2 separate regions of the Homo sapiens genome follow, and region 1 is linked to region 2. Evidence: chromatin contacts called from ENCODE Hi-C or POLR2A ChIA-PET data. All regions are on one chromosome and are shown on one strand. Each heading gives the region's core, a stretch centred on a gene start or an enhancer-like site at or near the end of the contact. The rest is flanking DNA. Distances are from core to core; before and after follow the strand shown.

Region 1 (6,022 bases), core at 3,008-5,507, 390 kb after region 2:
GGGAGTGTATGCCTGTGTGTGTGATCTCTTTATTAGAGGATTTCCGTTCATTCAAGTAGAAGTGTGAGTTTTTTTTTTAAAGTAATACAGGGTGCCATGTCATGCAATATTTGGGACATACTTCAGCTAAAAACTTGTTATTTATCTGAACGTCCAAATTTCCTGAGTATTGCATATTTTACTTAGCAACCGTATCCTCAGAAAGCTGACTGATGTCTGCAGTGGACCTGGACTCATAGATGGAGATACAGGTGATAAAACAAGTATAGTAAAATAATTGTGAAAATTCAGTAGTGCATACACAGATTTTCACTTCGGTAAAAAAAAAAAAAAGTTTGGACACATGTTTAAGATATTCATAAAACGTAGAACAATGTCCCTCTTGGTTGTTGTTTTGGCCTAGCTCAGAGAGTTCAGTTTTTGCTGACATCACAGCTGGGAATGAGAAAGGCAGGGGGCTCCAGTTGGTCTCCCTCTGCCTCTCCACCACACGTACAGGACTTGAGGCTGCCAGGGGAGGAGCTCTGAAAGCTGAGTCATTGGGGTCCTTGTGAAGGAGGGAAGCTCACCTGCCTTGGAGCCAGGAAAATCCTGCCTGGGACAGAACTCTCATGGTTTAAAAATGAGAAGGGAGAGAACTGCCATCACATTAGAATGCACAGAAAATCCTTAAAACAAAAAAGTAATGAGAGAAACAATCTCCACTGGAATATAAAATGAACTACAAAACTACAGTGCTGAAGATGTAATGCCCAACCGTGTTTTTACTAACCCTGTTTTTAGACTCTCCCTTTTCCTTTAATCACCTGGCCTTGTTTCCACCTGAATTGACTCTCCCTTAGCTAAGAGAGCCAGACAGACTCCATCTTGGCTCTTTCACTGGCAGCCCCTTCCTCAAGGACTTAACTTGTGCAAGCTGACTCCCAGCACATCCAAGAATGCAATTAACTGATAAGATACTGTGGCAAGCTATATCCGCAATTCCCAGGAATCCATCTGATTGATAACGCCCAAAGCCCCAAGTCTATGACCTTGTAATAGTCTTAAAGCCCCTGCACCTGGAACTGTTTACTTTCCTGTAACCATTTATCCTTTTAACTTTTTGCCTACTTTATTTCTGTAAAATTGTTTTAACTAGACACCCCTCCCCTTTCCAAACCAAAGTATAAAAGAAAATCTAGCCCTTTCTTCGGGGCCGAGAGAATTTTGAGCATTAGCCGTCTCTTGGCCGCCGGCTAAATAAACGGAATCTTAATTTGTCTCAAAGTGTGGCATTTTCTCTAACTCATTCAGATACAACAAAGAGAGGACAATACTGGCACTAGACTGAAAAGATTCATGGAACACAGTGGAAAGTCCAGAAAGAGAGCCACGTGTATGTAATATTTTATCATGTCATAAAGTTGTATGTTAATATCCACAAGGAAATACTTGATTATTTACTATGTTCTCCTTTGGGAATTGACTTACCATATGGAAACAAATATCCTTGGGTTGCTAACTTAAAAGGTACAAATAGAGATTTAGTTGTAATAAAACTGAAAAAAGGAAATCAGACTTAAACGATGATGAATTGCACACTAATTGTAGGTGACATTGGTCTCGCTGAGCCTGACATCATAATACAGACCCTAGAAAAATTGATAGATTTTATTAAAAGTAATATACAAAGTTCAGTTCACCAAAAGGTGCTGAAAATAAATAATAGCAAATGATGAGAAATATTTTCAACACGTTTGATAAAGGATCAATATCTCGAAAATGGTGTATATTAATTCTTACAAACAAATAAGAAAAAATTAATACCCCAACAGAAGGATAGGCAAACAGTATGAAAAGGCAATTCACAAAAGAAGAAGTATAAATGGCCTATAAAATTGTAAAATAATGCTAGTATTCATAAAGATAAGAAAATGCAAATTGAATGAACAAATCTCATTTTCTGAACCCCAGAGCTTGGATTGCAATTGCTATCAAATTAAACTATATGACTTAGGGAATGTTAGTTAACCCCTCACTTTCTCATCTGCTATATTCAATGTTACTTAAACCCGTTGATAAGGTTTCTGTGAAGATTAAATAAAATATACATGTAATGTGCTTAGTACAGTAACTACCGGAAAGTCAGTACCCATATTTATCATCAGTATTATTATTATTGCTATAGTAATTATTGTATAAAAATTCCAGATAGATCATATCAAGTAATAAATGAATAAAATATTAATGAAATGATATGAATTTCTTTAGGCATACTTCTGAAGTATGTTCACCTTTCCAAGTAGGACACAAAATCCAGACACCAGAAACTAAAAGATTGATTGAAATGTATAAAAACAGAATATCAGAACAAAAACATAAATATGCCATTCAAATAGAAATAATGCATACTGCACATATATGACAAGCAAAAGAGGTATTTCTGTAATAGTGATAGACTTCTGAATAAATAAGAAAAAGTGAAAAAGTTCAACTGAACTAATAAAGATATTGTTACCTATAGGGTGAGACACAGAAGAGAAAAGAGAATTCTAGAATGGAAGCTAAAATCTCTAAATTGATCTTGTTTTATAATTTTGACTTCAGTTCCATGTAAAGGTTTTACATATACAAATCAAAATAATACAACAGATTTCCAAAATATAAAAATGAAAACTGAACGAATAAACTAGCTGTATCAAAGTTGGCATGAACATATAGAGAATGATTCTGTATTCTGATTGTGTGCCCAAAAAAGAAAGAAAGAGAGAGAAAAGGAAGAAAGGAAAAAAAGAAGGAAGTAAGAGAAGGAGGGAGGAAGAAAGGAAGGAAGTAAGGAAGGGAAGGAGAGAGGGAGGAAGAAAGAAAGGAAGGAAGTAAGGAAGGGAAGGAGAGAGGGAGGAAGAAAGGAAGGAAGGAAGGAAGGAAGGAAGGCAAGCTAGGGAGGGAGCTAGGGAGGGAGGGAGGGGAGGCCAGAAAAAGGGATGTGTAGAAAAATAGCAAGTAACCAAGAAAGTAGAGAGAGAGACAAAAAGGAAAGCAGAGGGAGACAATGTTCAACTGCATACCTAGGCTTAGTGTTATAGTGGTAATTATACTATTGCTTATATTGTTATAGACATAAAGAATAAGCAACACTCTCAGCTGTGATCTCTAGATATATGATTCAGTATAAATATCCTTCCCATTTGCTGTCCAAAATATCTCGCTTCGCAGTTGGACCCTAGGTGTACCTGTTGGTCCGAGGAAGCAGAGTGAGTGGGCCTCCCCCATGTCCTCGGAGAGCTGAGAGAGTCTTGCTCTCAGCCAGGCTGCTTGGCTGAGGCCTGAAGATGACAGCTTGTCTTCAGGAAAGTCCTGGGGGAGGGTGGGGAACAAGGTGCAGCTGCTGCCAGGAGAGTGTGATATTAGGGGAGAGATCAGGAATTATGCTGTGTTTCTCTTTGTACAGAATACAGTAAATTCGGTGGCAACAAATGAGAGGGGGCTGGTCTATCTTGTGTACCAGAAGCAGTCACAAGGCAGATTTTCAGTGTGGTGTAGGGCAGGTGTGAATCACTGTGCCTGTCCCAGGTGGCACAGTAATAGATCCAGAATCATTTTCAATTAGATTTTGCAGTATCAATTTCCAGCTCCTCCTCATGCTTGCATAAGTAAAATACTTTCCTCTACTGATTCTTGATTCCAACACAACCCTGGAGTAGTAGGGGTCATAGTATGGAAGATGCTGTGGGGCCTTCCCCGCCTGGTGCAGGTACCAGTGGATGTAGAAGGTATTTATTACAGTAAGATCACAAGTGATTACAGCAGATGACCCAGCTGGCCTGGTGACTGACTTCCTTCTCCCTTGCAAGTTGGAAGATTTCTGACTGGCTGCAATGGGAACAGCACAAAATATAATGAGGAACTCCTTAGAACGGCACCCCTTGCAAAATGAGAAAACAAAACAGAACAAAATAAAACCCATCAGCCTCTCTGTAGGCAGCACACTTACCAAGAGGCAGGAAAGCTAGAAGCAGGGCTGGGGCCCACCGCATGCCTTCCTCTCTGGGGTCTTGGAAGGAAAGGGACCAGATGAAGAGGAGCAGAAGACGCTTTCAAAACTCAGGTCCCACTCAAACAGGAAGTGTTCCCTAGCACAGAAGGCAGTAGGAGGAGCTGGTCTTCCTGAGTCACAGGCAGGGAGAAGTGATGGAGGATCTGTCTTAGGGGACTCCCCAGCCTTCCTCCCAGAGGGGTGGTGTCTGGGAGGACCTGCAGAGGAGCTCCTGCCTCTCTGCTCAGGCCCCTTCTCCAGCGCCATCTTGTGGCAGCAGAGAGCAGGCCCTCTGCAGAAGAGAGCCAGGGGCATGGAGAGCTCAGGCCTCCAGCAGAGGGAGTGCAGATGTGGGGAAAGCTGACCCTGGCGCCAGCTGGCCAGGGCCATAGGACGGGGCAGTCCACAGCAGGCTCACACCCTGCCCTTCAGAGTTTCAGCAGTTGATGCTGCTTCCAGGGCCTTGTCCTGTCAGGAAGCTTGATTTGGTCTTTCAACTGCTTTCCTTTTCACATTCGCAAGGACACTTGGAGGCAAAATACCCAGGGCCACTCTGAGAAGGCCTGAACCTGCTTTATTAACAGTGTAACACCTAAGGTTCTTGCCTAGCCACGCCATAGAATTGGTGTGGCGGCTGACCGCAGCGAGTGATAGAAACACGGACCGAGAGAGAGAAAAAGCTGTAGGCTTTATTGAGCAGAGTGAAAGTACAAAGCTTCCAAAGCATGGAGGGGGTCCAGAATGGGTAGCCAGAGTTAGATTATAGGATTGCCTTTTAAACTCTTCAAGGCGGGAAATACCTGAGGCGGGAAGATGTTACCAAAGCGAGAAACAAAGGCAATTAACCATTTGTAACATGTCTTAGATCTTGAGGAAAACCGGAATTGCAACTTAGGTTTTATCTACTTTATGACCTTGCAGCGTCATGGCAAAGGAGACAGGATCTTACAGGACTTTACAAAGTATGTTTACAAGGAATTGGAATTGGGAGTATAGATAAGGTCTGCTGGTTACAGAAAAACGGGCAGTTAACGTTATTTTACTTTAGTTTTGGGGCAGGGGGAAGGAAGAGAGGGAGAGAGAACACAGGGAAACTTACAGGAAAATTTTCGCTGTTCATAGCTTTCATGGGGAAGAAAACACATGCACAAATCCTGGTGTTCGGAATATTTTAAGCATATATCTTCAATATTATTCATCCAGGACCGAAGTAAGTCGTGATGCAGGAAATGAGTGCGTTTCACAGCTTGCTGAGCCCCTACTCGACCCAGGAAGCCCAGCTGGCCCCTCCTCTCAACAGGAGTGAGAATCAGGTATGTTGGTCGGCCATGGACTCTCCTCAATGGTAAATGGGTGTGTGGGGGTCAGGAGGGGGTGTGTGTGACCTTGTGTTTGTAACCTCTTTGTTAGAGGATTTCTGTTCATTCTCAAGTAAAAAGGCCACATCAAGTAGGAGTGTGAGATTGGCTCACGCCTGTATTCCCAGCACTTTGGGAGGCCGAGGTGGGCAGATCACGAGGTCAGGAGATTGAGACCATCCTGGCTAACACGATGAAACCCTGTCTCTACTAAAAATACAAAAAAATTAGCCGGTTGTGGGGGTGGGCACCTGTAGTCCCAGCTACTCAGGAGGCTGAGGCAGGAGAATGTTGTGAACCCGGGAGGTGGAGCTTGCAGTGAGCGGAGATTGTGCCATTGCACTCCAGCCTGGACAACAGAGTGAGACTCCGTCTCAAAAAAAGAAAAAAAAAAGTACAGGGTGCAGTGCCATATGCAATATGTGGTACATACTTGAACTCAAAACTTATTTGTTATTTATCTGAACTTCCAATTTACCTGGGTATTGCATATTTTATTTGGCAACTCTATCCTTGGAAAGCAGGCTAATATGTGCAGTGCACCTGGATTCATAGATGAAGATATGGGTGATAAAACAAGTAGAATAAAATAATTGGGAACATTCAGTAGTGTATACACAGATATTCACCTCCTCTATAACAAATATGT
Region 2 (5,511 bases), core at 3,012-5,511:
GTTGCCCAGGCTGGAGTGCAGTGACGGGATCTTAGCTCACTGCAAGCTCTGCCTCCTGAGTTCACACCATTCTCCTGCCTCAGACTCAAGAGTAGCTGGAAATACAGGCGCCCACCACCACACCCGGCTAATTTTTTTGTATTTTTAGTAGAGACGGGGTTTCACCATGTTAGCCAGGATGGTCTCGATCTCCTGACCTCATGATCTGCCTGCCTCGGCCTCCCAAAGTGCTGGTATTACAGACATGAGCCACCATGCCTGGCCCAAGATTTTTTTTTCTCACAAATTGATGTGGATGAACTGCCACTGTGGGCTTAAATCTTAAATCTTAATCTTAATATTGACTCCTACCTTTTTAAAATGAGTTATTTATTTGTAACTGCTGACTTCTTTCAAGCAATGTCACATAGACTTTTTGTAAAACATCAGTGATTTCACCATTCTGCCACTTGAGCCTTATAATAAATTTAATATTTGTTCTTGCTTTAATTTTAGCAGAATGCATGTTGCTCTGATAGGAGCTCTACCCAAACTGATGTCTTATTCTTCTTGGTGCCTCAAACTAGATCCTGTTTAGGCATGTTATAACAAGTTTTGTGAGTTTGTTTTGGTGAAAAAAGTTGGAATCCATGCATAGTTTTTTCATAATACACATTTTCCGTGAACTTTTTAAAGACCCCTCTTATGGATGTTATACTTACTAAAAATATTCTTAACAAAAACCTAGTAGTCAGATACCATTTCTTATTCCTCAGATTAGCACAAATTTAAGTTTGACAACATGCTCTGTTGGCAGGACTATAAAGAAAAAAGGCACTATAATATATTGCTGATAGGCATGCAAAATAGTACAACCCTGTGGAGAGAAATCTGGTAATATTTAACAAAACCACAAATGCTTTTACCTTTTGACCTGGTAATTCCACATCTAATAATTTACCCTAAACATACAACTCCAAAACAGCACAACACAAGGTCATTATTTTTGTTAATATCAAAGGAATAGAAACAACTCAATGTTTATTGGTAGAAGACTGGCTAAAGAAATAATGATATTTGCACACAGTAAATTTACATGGCCATGAAAAAATAGGGATAGTCTGTAGGCATTAGTGGAGAATGGAGAAAGCAAGATGCAGAAAGGTCTATATGGCATGCTACTCTTTCTGTAAAGAAGAAGAGAAAATAATAATTCACATATGTAGTTGCTTATTTTTTGACAGGCATGCAGGAAAAATAAAATGGAAGCAGTTGAAAAGTGTTATCTATAAGGAGCATGAGGAATAGGGAAGAGGAGATAGGGATGGAAGGGGAACTTGCCTCAACGTACCATTTTCTGTCATTTTGAGTTTTGAAATATGAAAATTTTTACATATTTAAATAATAAAATCAGAGAGGAAAAGTGTAAAGTCCCTGAATTGGGAACAAACTAAAACAAAGGAACCTAATGATCTATCAATCTGGAAACATAACCACACAGAGAATAGGCTTATTCTAAGTAAATTTTTGACACAATACTGACTCTCGATACTAGGGAATTATATTCTAAGGATAAGAGGAACTACAATGAAATCTTAAACTTCACTTGGCAATTTTGTTATTTATAATAGTTTTGAAGTTATTATTTCAAAATCATAGAATAAAGCAAATAAATGTTTTTGTTAATGTTTTTAGGAAGCATGATTTTTATTTTAAGAGGAAAGATATATAAAAGATATACAAAAAATAGGGGGGAAAACCTGTAATGTTAATTTAAATGGAAAATATCTATATGAATTCGAGTTTTTTTTTTCTAATTGGAAGCTCTGACCACTTGAAAAGCATTCAAAGCAATGTCATCTCAATGGCAATGAGCCCATCTAGTGCCCTGATGTCAGTTTCTAAGTTGTTTCCCCACTAAGGGTAACTAGAGTTTTTTAGAGAAATGCCTGATTTCAGATCTGGGACAGGGAAAGTCCAAGGTTAGCCTGTGCCACCTTGTGTCGTAGAACATCGGGAAGCACTCAGAGACTAATAGGATTATGTCAGAAGATACATGTACCAACTTGAAGGAGCTCCCTCTGGCCAAACTTGGGTAAATTTTAGCATCAAAAGGAATAATGACTTTAATTGTTTGTCATACATTGAATAAATAATAAATCCATGAGTCCAGAGTGGTACTCAATAGACTAAGATAGATGGATGTCATTTACTATACCATTGGTACTATGATCCTAACTCCCAGTGAAATAATTGATTCAGGAAACGGATTTGCCTAAAACCATTAGGTGACAGTTATTGGGTAACAGGACATTTCCAACATCACAAAGTATCACTCATCAATTACTTGCCAATTGCAAAAGGAAACACTTTTATAACAGATATCTGGAGTCACCATATAACTTGGTGATCAAAGTTAGCAGCATTAATAGTGGGAAGGTACATCACCTGTCTTCAGATATGATAAAGTCCAAAGTATACAACCTCACCAATGACATGTTATTTACAAACATCTTGGAACTCAAATCGAAAAGAGCCTTTAGACTTCATATCCATTTCATAAGAATGACAAACGCTCAAATAGCAATTTAAATGCCACCATGAGGAAACTGCCAAAGAAATCCACATTGTGGAATATCTGCAAACCTGAACTCTTCAAAGAGTCAATGTCATGTTGGAAAATAAAAAGGTAGGAGTACTGCTCCAGATTTTTGATAGAGACATAACCAAATATAATGCTTGAACTTTAATTGAACTCTGATTTGAAAAACCAGCTTTAAGATGTATTTGGGGGGCCACTTGAATATGGAGCAGATATCAGGGAATGAATTTTTATTTCTAAGATACAGTCCTATTGTGACCATGTGGCAGAAGCTCTTGTTTTAAGGAAGTATTTAGAAAACTAGAAAAAATACAGTAAAATGTAGAGAATTGTTGAGCCTAGGAGGCAGACATAAAAGTGGTCATTATACTAGTTCTCCAACTGTTCTGCATATTTAAAATATTTTATAATAAAAATTAGAAAAATTAGATTTATCTTTTTACTTAAAAGATTATCAAGGGCAAATTGTTGAATTTAAAATGCATAGTTAGAAAACAAATAAATGATAGGCACTCATTTGCGTAAAATGAGTATAGTACATATTGAAAAATCAATCCAATGTTTGTACACCTATGTTTATAGCAGCATTTTTCACAATAGCCAAAAGTTAGGAAACACCTAGGAATCCATCAGTGGATGAATGGATAAATAAAATATGGTGTATACATACAGTGGGATGTTATTCAGCCTTAAAAAGGAAGGAAATGCCAACACATGCTACAGCGCAGATAAACTTTGAAGATATTATATTGACTGAAAAGAATAAATATTGTGTGATTCCACTTACATGAGCTATGTAGAGTAGCCAAACTCATAGAATGGTGGTTGCCAGGAGTTGGGGAGAGGGAGGAATGGGTTATTATTGTTTAATGGATATAGAGTTTCAATTTTGCAAGAGTTCTGGAGACTGATGTACCACAATGTGAATATATTTAACATTACTGAACTGTACACTTAAAAATGGCTAAGATGGTACATTTTTGTCACATGTATCTTGCCACAATTAAAACATAAAAATTTAGATATAAAAATTAATACGTACATAAAGACATATTTAGAAGAATATATGTCCAGACACATGTACAGAGTTGTTATTTCTGTAAATTAGAGTTTCTTGGCAATTTTTGCTTCCCTTTCCATCCCTAGATTGCTTAATTTTTTTATATTGATCATGAATCTGTTTTACTAAAAAAAAACTATTTTCAAAAGCAAGAAAACTTCCCCAGATTTTCGGTGTTTCAGAAAACATGGTGATTCGAGAGCCTACTTTTTAGGGAAATGGATTTGCAGGAAACAATGGAAATTGTCAATGTAACCTGAGAATTTTAGTAAAAGCAACAAAAATCCTTTGTCCCATATGGTGAGAAGCAAAACAGGCCGCTGGCCCGTCCTGTGTGTTGTGGTTGCCGTGGAGAGCTTGGCCTTCTGAGCCTTTGGCAGGGCCTAGCCAACCTGACCTTGCTCACAGCTGAGGCTCAGCAGCAGCAGGGCCTTTGTGGGAACTCGCCTGCCCCTCCCAGTGAACTATGCTTTGCTTGGTGCCTGGCCAGCAAGGAGGCGAAGTTTGTCTGCTGTTGTTGACCTGGGCTGGTCTGCCTCCCTGTCCTGAACACCAATTCCAGCATCTCACCTTGCTTGACTGTGCCCCAGCGGGGGCGTTGGTGCCTCTCATCTCACAATTGCCTCTGTGACAGAGCCAGTCTTTGATCTCGCCTCCAGGAATCCAATTCCTCTCAAAGTCTGTTAATCCCTTGGGTCCACGGGTTATTCCCGTACAGCATCCCCACTCTGATTACTCATCTCAACCGTGGCTGATCTTTGCATTTTGACCTTTGGTCCCTGTCAGGCCACAGGCCCTGTATTCTATTTGTGATGCAGAGACTTATGTCCTAACTGTTAATATGTTCACATAAACACACACGCCACTACAGTATCATTAAAATGTTTTCTAAAATTTGTCATAGAGCAGTACTAGCATTTATATCCACATGGGATTTTGAAAACAAATTATATAGTTCTATTTTGTTTTCCATTAATTTATTATTTTCAGTTTAACTTGAGGTACAGTCAACATAACCTCAATATCAGATGATGTCTACTTTTAAAAAAGCAAATATTTTGAAAACATAGAAAAGTACAGAGAACACCAAAACGAACACTTGTGTTCAGACCACCCAGATTTAGCAAATGTTAACATTTCATAGTGATTGTTCCGGGTCTAAAATTCTCATTTTAAAATTAAATTTTACTTCTGTATGTGGGCAGAGCGGGCCTCAGGGAAACAGTGAAGCTGTGAGTGTTCCCTCCCTGCTGTCCCCTGCCCTTCTGTTGCAGGTGACTGACCAGGCATCTGTGGCCCTTGATGCCACACAGGGCCATGCTGGGCCTTTCCCAGCACAGCTGTGCTGGCAGCTGCTCCCCGGGTCTCTCCATGGAGCACTGGAGTCCTCAATTCTAACAGAAATGATAGAACTGAGTAGCATAAAAAGCTGCAAGCCAAAAATGAAGGAAAGTTTATTAGAACAAAGGAAGCTTATTGTAACTCTGTAAGCGGGGGTGCTCCAAGCATCTCAGAAAAAAAGAGCCCAGGAAATGAACAGCTGTTGGAATCCCAGTTTGCTAGTGCTTCTCTCTGCTTCATTCTTTAATCCTATTCCATTTGCGTTTTGGAAAATAGCCTCCCTCAGCTTCGAAATTTACATGTGGTATGTCCAGCCACATAAGAGGCTGACTATTAGACCTCGGTTGCCATGACACAGGTCGAGATGAAAGAATCTCATTGTCTCCTCTCTGGTCTAGTAAACTCTGGTGAGGAAGGTAAATATGAGGCTAGAATGACATGTATGACAAATATGAGGCTAGGAGGACTGTATTAGTCTGTTCTCATGCTGCTAATAAAGACATACCTGAGACTGGGTAATTTATAAAGG

Evidence for each region. Hi-C counts contacts between places; a loop is a spot of excess contacts on that map. ChIA-PET counts read pairs that join two places held with the same protein, here RNA polymerase II (POLR2A). Pooled maps may share reads with other maps.
Region 1: a loop to region 2 is called in a pooled map, with 2.7 times the contacts of the local background. The contact joins two enhancer-like sites. A Hi-C loop is called at or near these places in 1 of 37 single-sample maps with no recorded cell type and 2 of 50 pooled maps. POLR2A ChIA-PET finds 5 or more read pairs at or near these places in 1 of 52 experiments (K562).

What each region holds. Positions count from the first base shown.
Region 1 is chr7:38,331,499-38,337,520 of GRCh38, forward strand. It overlaps TRG and the pseudogene TRGV7. Among named protein-coding and RNA genes, the nearest start is that of TRG-AS1, 6.9 kb to the right of the region's middle. Within about 2 kb of position 4,258, at least 17 of the 41 ENCODE cell types and tissues checked have a DNase peak (open chromatin) inside an H3K27ac peak, as active enhancers do.
Region 2 is chr7:37,939,015-37,944,525 of GRCh38, forward strand. The region is part of intron 1 of EPDR1 (ependymin related 1); the gene reads left to right. Among named protein-coding and RNA genes, the nearest start is that of EPDR1, 21 kb to the left of the region's middle. RefSeq lists a silencer at 5,213-5,507. Within about 2 kb of position 4,262, at least 23 of the 41 ENCODE cell types and tissues checked have a DNase peak (open chromatin) inside an H3K27ac peak, as active enhancers do.